Regions from separate parts of the Homo sapiens genome. Here region 1 is linked to region 2. A link is a loop called in an ENCODE intact Hi-C map of the cell type or tissue named here. Cell type or tissue: OCI-LY7. All regions are shown on one strand.

The links. Peaks named below come from ENCODE experiments on the same cell type or tissue, not always from the same donor. Only the 100,000 strongest peaks of a DNase experiment are listed, where the experiment ranks them.
Region 1: a loop joins it to region 2, with 2.6 times the contacts of the local background. A loop is called at or near these places in 2 of 110 quality-filtered maps.

What each region holds. Positions count from the first base shown.
Region 1 is chr17:7,631,589-7,634,088 of GRCh38, forward strand. SHBG (sex hormone binding globulin) reads left to right here. Exons shown (of 8, transcript NM_001040.5): 5 at 1-160; 6 at 291-427; 7 at 1,164-1,371; 8 at 1,616-1,784. The coding sequence ends at 1,764. Among named protein-coding and RNA genes, the nearest start is that of SHBG, 2.7 kb to the left of the region's middle. RefSeq lists an enhancer at 1,038-1,127. In OCI-LY7, CTCF peaks have their summits at 1,046 (motif pointing right), 1,248 and 1,743; a DNase peak (open chromatin) is centred at 1,053.
Region 2 is chr17:7,781,371-7,783,870 of GRCh38, forward strand. The region is part of intron 39 of DNAH2 (dynein axonemal heavy chain 2); the gene reads left to right. Among named protein-coding and RNA genes, the nearest start is that of KDM6B, 52 kb to the right of the region's middle. In OCI-LY7, CTCF peaks have their summits at 1,098 (motif pointing left) and 1,299; no DNase peak of the experiment used is centred here.

The DNA of each region.
Region 1 (2,500 bases), 150 kb before region 2:
CTGGTTCCTGCCCTGGATGGCTGCCTGCGCCGGGATTCCTGGCTGGACAAACAGGCCGAGATCTCAGCATCTGCCCCCACTAGCCTCAGAAGCTGTGATGTAGAATCAAATCCCGGGATATTTCTCCCTCCAGGGACTCAGGCAGAATTCAATCTCCGAGGTAGATTTCCTCGGAGTCTATTTTTCCCACCCTGGCCAGCTCAGCCTGCCTCTGTCCCCCTCTACCACTGGCCCCTTTCCTCCTTGAGACCCCAGCTTTGAGGCCTCAGGATAATCATTTCTCCCCACAGACATTCCCCAGCCTCATGCAGAGCCCTGGGCCTTCTCTTTGGACCTGGGACTCAAGCAGGCAGCAGGCTCAGGCCACCTCCTTGCTCTTGGGACACCAGAGAACCCATCTTGGCTCAGTCTCCACCTCCAAGATCAAGTAAAGGGGGACAGTGGGGCATTGCCTGTATTCAGTGGAGCCTGGAGCAATGAGGGAAGAGGGGAGTCCAACATGTCAATATTAGGAAGGTTTCCAGCCCAGGGAACATAACAAGACTGGCTCCACAGAATTGTTTTTCATTAATAATTAGCCAGGCATGGTGGTGCTTGCCTGTAATCCCAGGTGCTGGAGGCCAAGACCAGAGGATCACTTGAGGCCAGGAGTTTGACACCAGCCTGGGCAACATAGCAGAGACCTCTGTCTAAAAAAAAAAAAAAATTAGCCAGGCATGGTAGCACATGTCTGCTGCCCTAGCTATTTAGGAGCCTGAGGCAGGAGGTTCACTTGAGCCCAGGAGTTTGAAGCTGCAGTGAGCTATGATGTGCCACTGCACTCTGACCTGGGCCACAGTGAGACCCTGTCTCAAAAAAATAAAAATAAAAATAAGGCTTATGGATGGCACTCAGGTGGGTGGTAGGGGCGAGGGACATATCTTGAAGCTCCCCACAGCAAGCAAACAGTTTTGACTTAGACTGCATATTTACTTGGGGCAGGTGTGGTTTCAAAAAGGGTCAAGCCAAAAAAAATTGGGGCAGGATTTAAGTGGTGAGAATGGCCAGTAGGTGGAGGCATAGCGAAGAGGCAGAATTAAGGCAGCTAGGGGTGAGGCCACAGGCAGTAGGCCCGGCTCATTCTTCCCTCTCTCTCTACCGTCCCTTTCCCACACACTCTGCAGAAGGTGGTGTTGTCTTCTGGGTCGGGGCCAGGGCTGGATCTGCCCCTGGTCTTGGGACTCCCTCTTCAGCTGAAGCTGAGTATGTCCAGGGTGGTCTTGAGCCAAGGGTCGAAGATGAAGGCCCTTGCCCTGCCTCCCTTAGGCCTGGCTCCCCTCCTTAACCTCTGGGCCAAGCCTCAAGGGCGTCTCTTCCTGGGGGCTTTACCAGGTAAGAGAGAATGATGTTCAAGTTCATGAGCACAACATTGGAAACAGCTCAAGGGAGGCGGCACATTTTGAGGGGAAGGAAACCTCTGGGAGGGAAGAAGAATAGGCCACAAGAAGAAGATATGGGGGCAGTGGAAGGTAGTGCTTTTGCAAACTCAGGTTGGAGGAGTGGAAAAGTGGGGAGAAGATTCTGGATCCGAGCCACCTTAATGCTCTAATGCCACCTTTGCACTACCTCCCTCTAGGAGAAGACTCTTCCACCTCTTTTTGCCTGAATGGCCTTTGGGCACAAGGTCAGAGGCTGGATGTGGACCAGGCCCTGAACAGAAGCCATGAGATCTGGACTCACAGCTGCCCCCAGAGCCCAGGCAATGGCACTGACGCTTCCCATTAAAGCTCCACCTAAGAACCCCCTTTGAAAGTTACTGATTATTCATTTATTCAACAAATATTCACTGTGCACTAGCAATGTACCAGGCACTGTGCCAAGTATTGAGTTGTCTTAATGAGCAAAAACACTCTGGTTCCTACCCTCTTGGTGCCCACAGTCCCATAGGGAAGCAGACATCCATCAAAGGCTAACTAATAAGTGGATAGTTGGAAGCACTGATAAAGAAGAATTGGAGAGTTGTGAAAACATGGAGACTGGCCGGGCGTGGTGGCTCACGCCTGTAATCCCAGCACTTTGGGAGGCAGAGGCGGGCGGACCACAAGGTCAGGAGATCGAGACCATCCTGGCTAACACGGTGAAACCCCGTCTCTACTGAAAATACAAAAAAATTAGCTGGGCATGGTGGCGGGCGCCTGTAGTCCCGGCTGCTCGAGAGGCTGAGGCAGGAGAATGGTGTGAACCCGGGAGGCGGAGCTTGCAGTGAGCCGAGATCGCGCCACTACACTCCAGCCTGGGCAACAGAGCAAGAGTCCATCTCAAAAAAAAAGAAAAAAGAAAAAATAGAAAACATGGAGACTAGGAGGCCTTAACTTAGTCTGAGCGTCAAGGAGAGTTTCTCTAAGGAAATGAGGACTTCTTTTTTTTTTTTTTTTTGAGATGGAGTTTCCCGCTCTTGTTGCCCAGGCTGGAGTGCAATGGCGTGATCTCGGCTCACTGCAACCTCCGCCTCGCGGGTTCA
Region 2 (2,500 bases):
GGAGGCTGAGGTAGGAGGATTGCTTGAGCCCCAGGAGATTGAGGCTATAATGAGCTGAGATTGTGCCTCTGCACTCCAGCCTGGGTGACAGAGCAAGACCGTGTCTCAAAAAACAAAACAAAAACAAAAAAACCGCACTCTCCCTGACCACATATGTGAATATGCATCTGGGAATAGAAAACTTGGCTTCCAGTCCTTGTTCTGCCATCTACTAGCTATGACTCTGAACAAGTCAATTGACCTCTCTTTGGACTTCCTTATCTATAAAGCAATAGACTATTCAAACATTCTGCTCTCTGACCACAACTCCCTCCTCCGCTGACCTACTCAAGTGTACCTGCTCAAGTGCATCCATGCAGCAACGCTCTGACTTCATTGAAACCTCTAGTCCGTTGCCTTTGCACTTTCTCCGTGCCCATCAGTCCTCCATGCCTCTACTTCTCACCTCATCAGGGAGTTTTGAGGAGGGGCTGCTAGAAGCCATTTGGTATCAGAGAGCAGCAGAATGGAAGAGGGAGTTTTAGAAAGCATAAGAACTTTCTTCTCTGGCAGTGTGGTAGTCTAGATACCCTGAATGATCCTTTCAATTGAAACTACTAAAATGATGGATAAAAATATAATAATAACATCCTTTTTAATGCATTGCTAAGCTGGCAAGAAAGGAAGAATTCCAGGAGTTGAGGAGGGTAGGGAGTAAAAGCAGGAACCCTGGGAGGCAGGTAAGTACCAAAGCTGGCCTTCTCCCTGAAAACTGTTGTTGATCTTAAGGCAGTGAGGATAGGAGATGAAACAACCCAAGTCTGAAGATATAACAGAAGATGCAGTGCTGCATAAACCCCAGTCCCCAAGGGGCAACATCCCCAGTAGATGGAAAAACGAGAAGTCTGAGATTTAGAAGCGTATATACAGGAAAGAAACTTGCTTGTTTTGACCTCTGATGATGGAAGAAAAAGACCAAATTTTCTTTGAGATTTCCTAACCACACACCAGCTCTCACATGGTTTCCAGTCATCATTTATCCTACTGTGTAATCAGAAAAGAAATCTCAAGCTTAGATTTCAATATTAAGTAGTTCTAGGTTGTTAGTGCCCCCAGGTGACTGGAAGAAGCAAAAGCAAATTATTTCTGGAGGAATGAAATTTCAACTCACACTTCAAAGAAGTGCCACAGGTAAAAGTCCAAGAAAATGAGCAACTCATGGTCAAAAATCACAAAACACACAAGGAAACAAGAAACCATGAATGGGAGCCAGAAGAACAACAGACAGTGGAATCAGATCCATGAAAACTTACTTCAGATATTGAAACTGATAGGGGCGAGGTGCGGTGGTTCACGCCTGTCATCTCAACACTTTGGAGGCTGAGGCAACAGGATCACTTTAGGCTAGGAGTTCAAGACCAGCCTGGGTAACATAGCAAGACCTCCATCTCTTAAAAAAAAAAATAGCCACACATGGAGGTGTGCTCCTGTAGTCACAACTACTTTCTCCAAAAGCTACTAGAAAAACGTGCTCTACTTAAACACAGGAACACATCGTGAAAAGGACGATGGGAAACAAAAGATTTGGTGCAAGGGGGAGGCTACAGTAATCCTCGGGGTGTTGGTGAATGGAGGTCACAGGATGATGGTGGTGCACTGGGCAAAGAGAGAAGCCAATCCAGACTGGAGCAAACCTGAAGTCTTCAGGAGGACTGTTTTTTTGTTTTGTTTTGTTTTGTTTTTTTGAGATGGAGTTTCACTCTTGTTGCCCAGGCTGGAGTGCAATGGCACAATCTTGGCTCACCGCAACCTCCGCCTCCCAGGTTCAAGCGATTCTCCTGCCTCAGCCTCCCGAGTAGCTAGGATTACAGGCATGCACCACCACACCCAGCTAATTTTGTATTTTTGGTAGAGACGGGGTTTCTCCATGTTGGTCAGGCTGGTCTCGAACTCCCGACCTCAGGTGATCCGCCTGCCTCAGCCTCCCAAAGTGCTGGAATTACAGGCATGAGCCACTGCGCCGGGCCAGGATGACTTTTTAAAGAAGAAATTGATACCCGATGTGAAAATTGTTTGAAAGATTTAGTCAACTGGTAGAGTTTGGAATTGAGTTAGAGATAAGCACATTAAAAACTAAGCAAACATGGGGGCAAAACAAAAACAAAAACAAAAACAAAACCCTAAGCAAACAGGCTGGACATGATGGCTCACACCTGTAATCCTAGCACTTTGGGAGGCATAAGCAGGTGGATTGCTTGAGGTGAGGAGTTTGAGACCAGCGTGGGCAACATGGTGAAAATGAGCCAGGTGTAATGGCTCATGCTTGTAGTCTCAGCTATTGGGAGGGCTGAGGCAGGAGGATTGTTTGAGCCCAGGAGGTGGAGATTGCAGTGGCTGAGATTGTGAGATTGTGCCACTCCAGCCTGGGTGACAGAGTGAGACCCTGTTTCCAAAAAAAAAAAAACAAAAAACAGAACCTAAGCAAACAAAAATCACAAAAACTATTAGATCCTAGGGAAAA